Regions from separate parts of the Homo sapiens genome. Here region 2 is linked to region 1. Evidence: chromatin contacts called from ENCODE Hi-C or POLR2A ChIA-PET data. All regions are on one chromosome and are shown on one strand. The core of a region is the stretch at or near the end of the contact, and the rest is flanking DNA. Distances in the headings are between cores, read along the strand shown.

Evidence for each region. A loop is a pair of places that touch in the nucleus more often than their neighbours do. ChIA-PET counts read pairs that join two places held with the same protein, here RNA polymerase II (POLR2A). Pooled maps may share reads with other maps.
Region 2: a loop to region 1 is called in a pooled map, with 2.3 times the contacts of the local background. The contact joins two enhancer-like sites. A Hi-C loop is called at or near these places in 1 of 50 pooled maps. POLR2A ChIA-PET finds 5 or more read pairs at or near these places in 3 of 52 experiments (AG04450, GM12878 and K562).

The regions. Positions count from the first base shown.
Region 1 is chr1:9,287,926-9,294,073 of GRCh38, forward strand. It overlaps SPSB1 (splA/ryanodine receptor domain and SOCS box containing 1), which reads left to right and starts at 4,969. Exons shown (of 3, transcript NM_025106.4): 1 at 4,969-5,146. RefSeq lists silencers at 4,634-4,803, 4,854-4,933, 5,004-5,073, 5,614-5,903. Within about 2 kb of position 1,251, at least 3 of the 41 ENCODE cell types and tissues checked have a DNase peak (open chromatin) inside an H3K27ac peak, as active enhancers do.
Region 2 is chr1:9,784,101-9,790,248 of GRCh38, forward strand. All of the region lies in intron 1 of CLSTN1 (calsyntenin 1), which reads right to left. Among named protein-coding and RNA genes, the nearest start is that of CLSTN1, 37 kb to the right of the region's middle. RefSeq lists enhancers at 2,224-2,724, 4,358-5,146. Within about 2 kb of position 3,756, at least 7 of the 41 ENCODE cell types and tissues checked have a DNase peak (open chromatin) inside an H3K27ac peak, as active enhancers do.

The sequences.
Region 1 (6,148 bases), core at 1-2,500:
ACAAAAATTAGCCAGGCATGGTGACGGGTGCCTGTAGCTCCAGCTACTAGGGAGGCTGAGGCAGGAGAATCCCTTGAACCTGGGAGGTGGAGGTTGCAGTGAGCCAAGATCATGCCACTACACTCTAGCCTGGGCAACAGAGTGAGACTCCCTCTGAGAAAAAAGAAGGGTGGCAGGACTGACGCTCCAAGCTCCTGGGCGTATTTTTCCAGGAATGAGGCAGAATGGGAGCTAATTCACTCTCATTCTCCAATCTGGTCCCTCATGGGATCAACACTAACTTTAAAACCTCCCAGCACAGAGCAAGGCATACAACTTACATCCAATAAATGCTTGCTGAATGAATGAGGCCGTTGATCCTCTGGCTGGGGACAGGGGCATCCTGAGATGAGGATGGAGCAGAGAAGCTGGACCTGTCGGTTTGGACTCTTTGTCAGGGTGTTGACCAAACACAGCAAGCCCTGTGGTGGGGAACAGGAGGGTGAGATGTATCCCTGACTATTGGAAGTCTCTGATCTGTTATTTGAGACAGAAAGGTGACCTTTTCTAGAATATTTATATAGAGTCTTAAAATTTGAACTGAAGCCACTGAATACAGGTCTTTCTCCCTCTCTAAGTTTAAAAAAAAAGATCACAGAGCAAACTTATATAAAATGATTATTTGTTAACACTGTTACCATCTGGAATGATCTCATTTATTGTTTACTATTGGTCTCTCCCACTGAAATGGAAATTCTCTAAGGCCCAGAGCCTGGTCCATGTTGTTTATCACTCTCCAGCATGCAGAACAGCACTGTTCCATATTTATTCATTAGGTTCCTAAATTTTTAATAAAAATAAATACTGAAGGGCCAAATAATAAATACTTGGAGGGGGTTTCACTTTGATTGTTTAATGGAGTTTTACTACATTAATACTATTAAAATTAATTAATTATATTATAATGTATATTCAAGATGTCCCATGGATAGAAATAAACTGAAATACTGTTAAAAGCAACTGGTGAAGATTTAAGATAGGCACCAATATCACAGTCTGCTGTTACTTCACTGTGTTTTTGAAGAACTTTGCAATAGTTATTGTCCCAAACCCAATATCATCTCTTTATTATTTTTTTCTCAAAGTCATAGGAACTCTTTCCAAGCCTGTTTATCATCTAATGTCTCATTTAAATCTCCCCAAAACTTTGCTCTTAGTCTTTTCCTTTATTCGTGATTAACAAAGTCTGATAGAGCTATAGTGCAATATCATGCTTTGCCAGCAGGCGTCGCTGTCTGACAAGATGTGATCCAGTGTGAGCACTACAGTAATTTATGACCAAATGATCTACAAAATGAATCAATGTACTAAATTAGGGAATATTATGAGATCAAAATTCTGCGAGAAGTCAGCTGTGATGGCTCATGCCTATAATCCCAGTACTTCGGGAGGCCACGGCAAGAAGATCACTTGAGCCCAGAAGTTCAAGACCAGCCTGGGCAACATGGTAAGACCCTGCCTCTATTTTTTTTTTTTAATTAACATATAAACACTCTACTTCTGTTTTGCATCATGAGATAAGTACACATCTTATGCTAAGGATGCATAATAGATGTAGATTTTATTAATATGCTTCAGTGTTCTTCATGTTCTGGTGGATCTTGCTACAATTCTGTGTTGTGGATACCAAGCTTTTCTTTAAAAAAAAAACCTATTATCTTGAAAATTCTCAAAATCCTTGATTTCATTCTAGCACAATTAATTGTGTTCAGTTAATGTTGGTTGAATGATTGCACCACCTCCCCAGTTTCTGGGGAAATGTGTAGAGCAGTTCTACAGATGAGAACAGGAAATCTCAGAAAGGTTAAGTAACTTGCTCAAGGTCACACAGCTGATGAATAGCAGAGCTGGGGGTTGCATTGGGTTTGTCTATTACCAAATCCTTTGCACATTTGCTCCAATCAGCAAAAGGGATTCAGAGAAGATGGCAGCCTTTAACACTTGTGAGGGCAGCAGGATTCTGTGCTAAGAGCTCAAGGCTCAGAACCATCATCAGAAAAAGCAGCTGATGCTAATTCACCATCTATCAAGTTTCTCTTCACCATTTCCCGGAGACAGATTAAAGACATGAGCAAATTGTGCTGATGCAAGTGATAAAATGTGTGTGGGGGTGGGGTGGAGTTGGGGAGGGGGTTGGGGATGACACCACTGGGAGCCCAGAGCCACCTCCCTCCCGACTCACCCCTGCAGTACACAGATCTTTGTATAAGTCCTGAGTCACCCTTCAAATTTTTGGATAGTATCTATCAGCTTATGTCACAATGTTGCAAGATTATGTATCTTTTTTTAACAAACAATAGTATCAGCATGCTAGGGTGATTCTGAGCCCTTCTGACACATAAACTGGCTTCCAGGATTGCTCAACATTGCCCCATGCTGCAGCAGTCACTGCCGGCTGACCAGCCTTCCATCATCCGGCCAACCTGCCCAGCGTCCTGGAGGAGAGAAGGCCCACTCCCCAGGGGTTCTTCTGGGAAATTTAGGTCAGCAGGGTCTAATTATTCAACTGGATCAAGAGCTGAGATTTCCAGATTAACGCCGAAGGGGGGTGGGGTGGGGGTGCTGAAGACTTTTCATCAGGAACTGTCTTTCAGGGCCTTAAACATCAAAGCTGGGTCTCTAGCTCCAAAGTGCCCCAGTCTGCCCTGGAAGCTTCCCAGATGTTAAGAGGTGAGGCTTGGTGGAGTTCCTCTTAGCAAAGCTGACAACACCATGGCCCCAGGCCACGTGGCCGTAGCACCAGCCCCATGAGATGCCAGTGTCTGGTAGATGCCACACACACAGTGAATAATCCACCAAACAGGGCTACTCTCCCAAGGAGAAATGAACCCATCAGAGGCAGCTGTGATTTTCAGCAATGACTGACGTGGGCTGCACCCCATGGGCCTGTCCCAGAGGCTCTCACCAGTCTCCCAAGTAAACAACAGTTCTCAAACTGCAGAGTGGCTGGAGGGGGTCATATGCTCTTTTAAAATTATTATTACCTTTTTTTTCTTTTTTTTTGAGATGGAGTCTCGCTCTGTTGCCCAGGCTGGAGTGCAGTGGTGCGATGTCGGCTCACTGCAACCTCTGCCTCCTGGGTTCAAGAGATTCTCCTGCCTCAGCCTCCCGAGTAGCTGGGATCGCAGGCACGTACCACCACACCCAGCTAATTTTTGCATTTTCAGTAGAGATGGAGTGTTGCCATGTTGGCCAGGCTGGTCCTGAACTTCTTTTTTTTTTTTTTTTTTTTTTTTTGTGAGACGGAGTCTCGCTCTGTCACCTGGGCTGGAGTGCAGTGGCGCAATCTCGGCTCACTGCAATCTCTGCCTCCCGGGTTCACACCATTCTCCTGCCTCAGCCTCCCAAGTAGCTGGGACTTACAGATGCCCGCCACCACGCCTGGCTAATTTTTTATATTTGTAGTAGTGACGGGTTTCATCGTGTTAGCCAGGATGGTCTCCATCTCCTGACCTCGTGATCCGCCCGCCTCGACCTCCCAAAGTGCTGGGATTACAGGTGTGAGCCACCAAGCCCAGCCTGGTCCTGAACTTCTGACCTCAGGTGATCCACCTGCCTCAGCCTCCCAAAGCGCTGGGATTACAGGTGTGAGCCATCATGCCCGGCCAATTATTATTATTATTATTTAATTTTTGTGCAGAGTCTGTGTCTTGCTCTGTTGCCCGGGCTGCTCTTGAACTCCTGGGCTTAAGTGATCTGCCTGCCTCAGCCACCCAAAGTGTGGGGATTAAGGGCGTGAGAGCCACCACCTCCAGCCTCAAGTGATCTTTTAAATGGGAAGCACCCCTAAGCTGCTGGCCATGGCTGCCCACCTGACTAGTCTGGGTTCAACATTCCTAAACCGCTGGCACCTGGAAAGTCAGAATGCCCACTCAGGCCCGCCCAGCCCAGGGCAGTTGGTTGAGTCTCCGTAATCCTATTCTGAGTTCAAACAAAGCTAAACCAAACTGATTTTCAGCACCGTAAAATGAGAGACATCAAACTTTGTAATCTCACAGTTCAATTGGGTTCCAAGCTCTGGACAGCTGGCCTCGGGCCAGGCACTGTTTCCTCGCCTTTACAGTGAGTGTGTCATTAGTCCCACCCTCACTGTACTGGGTTATGGTAAAGACACAGTAACTACGGAAGCCCCGCTATTTGTTTCGGCTCCCCCAGAAAGGCTAACTCCTCACCGTTTTCAATGGACACTACACAGCGAGGGGTGGGGAATGCCAGGAGATTTTGCTCTCAAAACAGCAAAGTCTTTAAAATCTTCCCAGTCCCAAGTGACTGCTCTGTTCGGGGAAGGGGGAGGAAAATTCCTTGAACGAGCTAGAGCCACAGGACAAGTCCCCAGAGGCTGGGACCTGTTCAGGGAGCAGCCCTGCGGATGCCAGGTGCCCGCGCCCTCAGGGTCTCGAGGTCCGAGGCCCCCGTCCCCGTGGGCACCGAAACGCGAGCGGCCGAAACAGCGCTGCAGGAGGCTCCCTGGACCCCCGGCGGCTGCCCACTCGTCCCCGCTGGGCACTTCAGAGGAGGCCGGCGAGGCCTTGCTCGGGGTTCCTGGGACAACCCCACTCTCCGCGAAGATTTCTCCTTCTCGTAAGACCCCCGCCCCCACTCCAGCCTCCCACGGCTGCAACCCAGGCCCTGCGCCACGCGTTTCCCAAAGACGCCTCCGGAGGGACCCGAGCTTCGGGCCGGCAACACCAGGGCGGCGGCTCGGGAGAGGGCTGCGGACTAAGGGGGCGGAGGGGGCGGCCGAACCAGCGCCGGGCTGACGCGCCCCGCGCCCCGCGCCCCGCGCCCCCGGCCTTCCCTGCAGTGCTGAGTGGTCCGTGCGCCCGAGGTCGGGGGCGGGGCGGGGCGGGGCGGGGCAGGGACGGCCCCGCCCACCGGCGCTTTTCTCTTTTTTTTCACTTTAAAGCCGTCGGTTGCTTTTTCTCCTCCGCACAGAAGTCGCGCTCGGGCAGCCTGCGCGCTCGCAGCAGGAACCAGGCTCCAGGCGCCGGCGCCGGGGCCGGGGCCGCGGGGAGGAGGCGACTTCGCTCCCTGCGGCGGGCGCGGCCCGGGCGCCCGAGCCTCCTCGGCCTTGGAGAGCAGCGGCGGCGGCGGCACCCCGGGCGCGGTAGGCGGCGCGGGGCACCTGGGACCCCGATGGGTGGGCGACCGGCCCGGGAGGGGGAGGCGCGGGGGGCCGGGCGAGGGCGGACGCGGGGATCGCGCCGCTGGGGGACCGAGTGGGTGGCGCGGGGCCGGGCGCGGGGGAGCGGGTGGAGTACGGGATGGGGACTCGGGGCGCGGCCCCTCCCGCGGTGGCTCCGGGGGCGCCTCCCTCGCCGCGGCTCCTGGGAGAGGGGCCCAGGCCCGCCCCGCGCTGCCGCCGCTGCAGGGCAGGGGGTCCCGGGGCGAGGCGCGGCGGGGGTCTCGGGGCGCGGGGACCGTCGCAACGAGTTGCGGTCCCGAGGAGGGGCTGGGGCGCTCCGGGGCCGCCGACCCGTCCCCCCTTTAGCCCGGGGAAAGCGGGACCCCGCTCGGCTGAGTTAGTTTCGCTTTTCCCGCCAGTCCGAGTCGGGATTGGCGGCGCGGCCCGGTCCCCCGTCGGGGCGCCCCCACCCTCCCGCAGCGCCTCCCCCAGGGAGCCTGCCGGGGACACCCGAGCGCCGCCCTCCCCGCCGCCCCGGAGCCGCCGCGGCTTCTCCCAGCAGCGGAGGGAGAGCCGGAGGGTTGTCAGGAAATCGATTAAATCAGAAAAACAAGGGCGGCCTGGGCCCGCGGGAGGAACCGCGGATGGGTCACCGTCCCCGGGCGTGTACTGGGCTCGGTGGCGTCCAGGTTCCGGTGAGGACGGGACGGCCCCGAGAGGAGGGTGCGGGTCTGCAGGAAGAGCGGGTGTCTCTGAGAGTGCATCTGCGTGTGTGTTTGTGCATGTCCTTGTGAATATGTGCCTGCGTATGAGTGTGTCTGTGTGTTCATGTGGGTGTGTGTGTGAGTGTGTCTCTAAGTGCATCTGTGTATTTATGTGCCTCTGAGTGTGTGTGTGAGTCTGTGTGTCTGTCAATGTGTGCCTGAGACTCTAAGTGACTGTGTGTGTGTGTGTGTGTCTGAGTGCGTCTTTGTGTATTTGTGT
Region 2 (6,148 bases), core at 2,506-5,005, 500 kb after region 1:
GACGGAGGTTGCAATGAGCCAAGATTGCGCCACTGCACTCCAGCCTGGGCGACAGGAGCGAAACTCTATCTCAAAAAAAAAAAAAAAAAAAAATTAACCAAGCGTGGTGGCATGCACCTGTAACCCCAGCTACTCGGAAGGTTGAGGCAGGGGAATCTCTTGAACCTGGGGGGCAGACGTTGCAGTGAGCAGAGATTGTGTCACTTGCACTCCGGCCTGGGTGACAAAGCGAGATTCCCTCTTGAATAAAAAAAAAAAGTTAGCTGGCATGGTGGCACATGCCTGTACTCCCAGCTACTCGGGAGGCTGAGACAGGAGGAATGTTTCAGCCCAAGAGTTACAGGCTGCCGTGAGCCAAGATCTCACCACTGCAGTCCAGCCTCAGGGAGAACAAGACTATCTCTAAAGAAAAAAGAAACCCACTGTTTCAAACAAGAGTGTGATGTGTGCCTCTTATCATGACACGTAGGTTGGTCATGTCTGCCCTTAAAAAACAACAGCTAAATATTGCAAGAGACTGTTGGCGTCTCACCTATAAATCCTAGATGATGTTACAGGTTTCATTTGCAGATTCAACTTTTAAACCTTGGTCTATCATAAGAACCTGCAATTAAGGAACACTGCCAGCAGGTGGTGACAGGTGCCCTTGCATGCTCCAAGTTCTCAGGCTTTGATTTTAAAATCCTGCTAGTTAATTTCCAAAGGCGAGCTAGTAGGCCCTTGTTAAAGATGACATGGGTAGAAAAGTATCTTAAACTCTAAGTTTAAAATCTCCAGCTGATTCTTTTTTTCCTCAAAAAAGCATTTGGAACAGGTAAAATATTCACAGTTTTAAAATCAAAATATAAAAAGGCATTATCTCTGGGTCTCTAAGTATTGTCCCTAGTCATAAATTCTTTTTTTTTTTTTTTTTGAGAGTCTTGCTCTGTCACCCAGGCTGAAGTGAAATAAAACTACAATGTGTGCCACCACTCCCAGCTAATTTTTGTTATTTTTAGAGGAGAGGGGTTTTCACCATGTTGGCCAGGGTGGTCTTGAACTCTTGACCTCAGGTGATCCACCGTGCCTGGCTAATTTTTGTATTTTTAGCGGAGACAGGGTTTCACCATGTTGGCCAGTCTGGTCTCAAACTCCTGGCCTCAAGTGATCCGCCTGCCTCAGTCTCCCAAAGTGCTGGGATTACAGGCGTGACCCACTGCACCCAGCTGTAAAACAGATTTTTTAATTACTCTTATTTTTTTTTTTCCAAAGACTGAACACTGCCAAAGAATCTCTGTATGCACAGGTTTAAGGATTTCTTCATCAGAATCCCAAACAAACTAAATTTTAAAGGGCTGATTGAAACACCAAATACATAGCTTAGACATTATTTAGATCAGGGTTTCTCAACAGCTGGACACTCTGGGCCAGACAATGTTTAGCTGTGGGGCTGTCCCGTGCATTGTGGGACGTTCAGCAGCATCCCGGCCTCAAAACCACTGGATGTCCGCGGCCTCCCCACCAAGATGTGCCAACCAGAAGTGTCTCCAGACATTCCCCAAGATCCCCTGGGGGCAATCCTCCTCCCTCCTCCCTTGAGAACCACTGACTGACATCCACCCCGTTAAGGAAAACCAATGATGTCTACATGAAAATCACTTGTACACTTTAAAAGAGCCACTTTAATAATTTGTGCATTACATTGATGTGAATTTCTTTTTTTTTTTTTTTCCGAGTCAGGGTCTCACTCTGTCTCAGAGGTGTGGGACACCCCACCCAGCTTGAAGTTAATTTTTAAAATAAAAACACATTAAGGCCGGGCACGGTAGGTCATGCCTGTAATCCCAGCAATTTGGGAGGTTGAGGTGGGTGGATCGCTTGAGTTCAGGAGTTCGACACCAGCCTGGGCAAAATGATAAAACCCTGTCTCTACAAAAAATAGGAAAAAATTAGCCAGGCATGGTGGTACACTTGGGAGCTACTTGGGACCTCCCAGCTACTCGGGAGGCTGAGGCATGAGAATCGCTTGAGCCTGGGAGGTGGAGGTTGCAGTGAGCTGAGATCACACCACTGCACTCCAGACTGGGTGACAGAGCGAGACCTGCCTCAAACAAACAAAAAACACACACATTAAGTGTCAAATAAATTCTTAAGCTAACAGAACAATTGAGTTTTTTAATAGTACAGTGAAACTTTCCCTGCATTTATTCACTTTTCCCAGGACAAGCATCATACCACCACATACTGTTACACACAATGCAGCTGTTCTACGAAAGGTGAGGCTGGGCGCGGTGGCTCATGCCTGTAATCCCAGCACTTTGGGAGGCCGAGGCAGGCTGATCACCTGAAGTCAGGAGTTCGAAACCAGCCTGGCCAACATGGCGAAACCCCGTCTCTACTAAAAACACTAAAAATTAGCCAGGTGTGGTGGTGGGCACCTGTAATCCCAGCTACTCAGGAGACTGAGGCAGGAGAATTGCTTGGACCCGGGAGGTGGAGGTTGCAGTGAGCTGAGATTGTGCTATTGCACTCCACTGCAGCCTGGCTGACAAGAGTGAGACTCCGTCTCAAAAAAAAAAAAAAAAAAAAAAAAACAAAGGTGAGAGCTGTTTGCAAGCTCTGCACATCTGGATCCACTCTCTTGCTCACAGGCTGGGACACCTGCCTGTCCGCCACCAGGCGGTCTATGGCTGGGCATGGGCTCACCACTACCCAGCTCACAGGGCCTGAGAGCTACATCGGGCTCCTCGTGTTGGGGAGCGCAAGGCATGCATGGTGGCATCATGAGAAAAGACCAGGGAATGAGCAGGAACAGATGGAGGAGGAACCCCTATGTCCTTCTCCCTGGTGCACATCCCACCCTGAACACTAAGAAGGAAGCAAGGGGACCAGACCCTGCACATGAGCCTCAGGGTAGGATGCCAGGAGAGTCCCAAGAACGAAGTTGGGGGTGAAGAGGTGGCTGCAGGGGTGAGAAGAGAAGGGGAAGGGGCTGGGCTGAGACTGCAGTTTAGAGTCTAGGTATCTCCCGCACACGGAGATGGGGCTGTCCCCAACTAGAACTGAGAGCTAAGGAGGAATGACAGGGCAGGAGAATCCAGAAGAAGGGGCTTCTGTTTCCCCCTTCTTCCATCCATCCATCCGTCTTTCTCGAGGCCCAGGTAGTCTTCTAGGTACCAAGAAAATAATGGTGAGTAAAACAGCCCCTGCCCTCTCAGAGCTTGTGTTATGGTTGATAAAAATATGAATTTGAAACAGAACCTGCAAAGTAATCCTCACTTCCTACAATTGCAACTTTTGAAAGCTTAAAGTGAGCCTTCTAATTTTTTTTTTTTTTTTTTTGAGACGGAGTCTCACTCTGTCGCCCAGCCTGGAGTGCAGTGGTGTGATCTCGGCTCACTGCAAGCTCCGCCTCCCGGGTTCACGCCATTCTCCTGCCTCAGCCTCCCGGGTAGCTGGGACTACAGGCACCTGCCACCGTGCCCGGCTAATTTTTTGTGTTTTTAGAGAGACGGGGTTTCACCATGTTAGCCAGGATGGTCTCGATCTCCTGACCTCGTGATCCACCTGCCTTGGCCTCCCAAAGTGCTGGGATTACAGGCGTGAGCCTTCTAATTTTTCCTCCAAATTCCAAACAAGTTTTTTTAATGTGGGAAAATACACAGTATAAAAATTTACCATCTTAACCATTTTTAAGTGTACAGGCCAATAGCATTAAGTACATTCACACTGTCATCCAACCGTCACCACCACTACCCGTCTCTAGAACTTCTTTCATCTTGCAAAACTGAAACTCTGCACCCACTAAATACTAACTTCCTATTTCCCCTCCCCCAGCCCCTGGCAGCCACCATTCTATTTTCTGTCTCTGTGAATTTGACTATTTGACTAAGGGTCCGGCGTGGTGGCTCAAACCTGTAATCCCAGCACTTTAGGAAGCTGAGGAAGGTGGATCGCTTGAGTTCAGGAGTTCAAGATCAGCCCGGCCAACCTGGCGAGACCCCGTCTCTACAAAAAATACAAAAATTAGCCAGGCATGGTGGTGCCACACTTGTAGTCCCGCCTACTTGGGAGGGTGAGGTGGGAGGATCACCTGAGCCTGGGAGGTCGAGGCTGCAGTACGCCAAGATGGTGCCACTGCACTCCAGCCTGCATGACAGAGTGAGACCCTGTCTCAAAAAAATAAAAATAAAGAATTTGACCATTCTAGGCCAGATGCGGTAGCTCATGCCTGTAATCCTAGCACTTTGGGAGGCCGACATGGGTGGATCACCTGAGGTTGGGAGTTTGAAACCAGCCTGGCCAACATGGTGAAACCCCATCTCTACTAAAAATACAAAAATTAGCTGGGCATGGTAGTCCATGCTAATTCCAGTCACTTGGGAGACTGAGGCAGGACAATCGCTTGAACCCAGGAGGCGGAGGTTGCAGTGAGCTGAGATCATGCCACTGTACTCCAGCCTGGGTGACAGAGTGAGACTGTTTCCAAAAAAAAAAGGAATTTGAGGCCGGGCGCAGTGGCTCACGCCTGTAATCCCAGCACTTTGGGAGGCCGAGGCAGGCGGATCATGAGGTCAGGAGATCGAGACCATCCTGGCTAACACTTTGAAACCCCATCTCTACTAAAAAATGCAAAACATTTGCCAGGCGTGGTGGCGGGTGCCTGCAGTCCCAGCTCCTCAGGAGGCTGAGGCAGGAGAATGGCGTGAACCCGGGAGGCGGAGCTTGCAGTGAGCCAAGATCACGCCACTGCACTCCAAGCTGGGCGACAGAGCGAGACTCCGTCTCAAAAAAAAAAAAAAAAAAAAACAAAAGGAATTTGACTATTCTAGTACCTCATATGAGTGGGATCACACCACACTTATCCTTTTGTAACTGGCTTCATTAGCATAATGTCCTCGAGGTGCCCCCCTGCTGTGGCATGCGTTGGAATTCCTTTTCGAGGCTGGATGATGTTCCGTTAGAAGGATACCATGTTTTGCTTATCCATTCCCTGGTTAACAGACGCTGGGTTGCTTCCACCTTTTGGCCATTGTGAACAATGCTGCTAATGCTGGTGTACAAATACCTCAAGGCCCTGTTTTCTAATCTTTTGTGAATATGCCCAGAAGGCGGACTGCTGGATCATACGGTGATTCTATCTTTAGGGTGATTGTATCTTTGTGTTTTGAGGAGCCGCCATACCGTTCTCCATAGTGACTGCACCATTTTCCATTCCCACCAACCGTGCACAAGGGCCCCGATTTCTCCACCTCCTTCCCAGCACTTGTTATTTTCTGCTTTTTGATAGACCATCCTAACAGATGAAACCAAACATGCTTTATATCAAGTAATTTTACCTTCTCGTATTGTGTAAAATTGATAAGATACCAAAGTAGACAACAGAGAGTAAGAAGCCCCATGTGCTCCTCACTAACCACTATAATGATCCACGCAGAATGAATCTTGTTTGACTTCACTCCCACTCCCAACACCGATACCACTTATTTTGAAGCAAATGCCAGACATCATATAACTTCCCCTCTCAATACCGCATCATACATCTCTAAAAGATAACAACTCTTTTTAAAACTAACCATATCAAGTCCAATAGAGCTTAAAGGTAAAAAATAAAATAAGCTGGGAGAGGTGGCTTATGCCTGTAATCCCAGCACTTTGGGAGGCTAAGGAGAGTGGATTGCTTGAGCCCAAGAGTTCAAAATCAGCTAAGGCAACATGGCGAAACCCGTCTCTAGTAAAAAATACAAAAATTAGCCAGGCGTGGTGATGCACACCTGTAGTCCCAGCTACTTGGGAGGCTGAGGTGGGAGAATCGCTTGAGCCTGGCTGGTAGAGGCTGCAATGAGTCATAACTGCACCACTGCACTCCAGCCTGGGCAACAGAGCAAGACCCTATCTAAAAAAATAAAGTAAAATAAATAAAAACTAACCATAATGGCAGTATTACCTAAAATTTCACAATTATTTAATATCATCAAATACCTAATCAGGGTTCCTATTTATCTGCTTGTTTGGTGTATCAAATAATTTCACTCAAGACTTTTCTCGCTCTGTAGGGTAAGTTTGTGTTGTTTCACTCCGAATTCCGCTATGAAAGAAAAATGAAAGCACTGATAACCTTGAACAGTAATGCTTAGGGGTTTCCACAATGTCGCCAATTCTTTTTTCA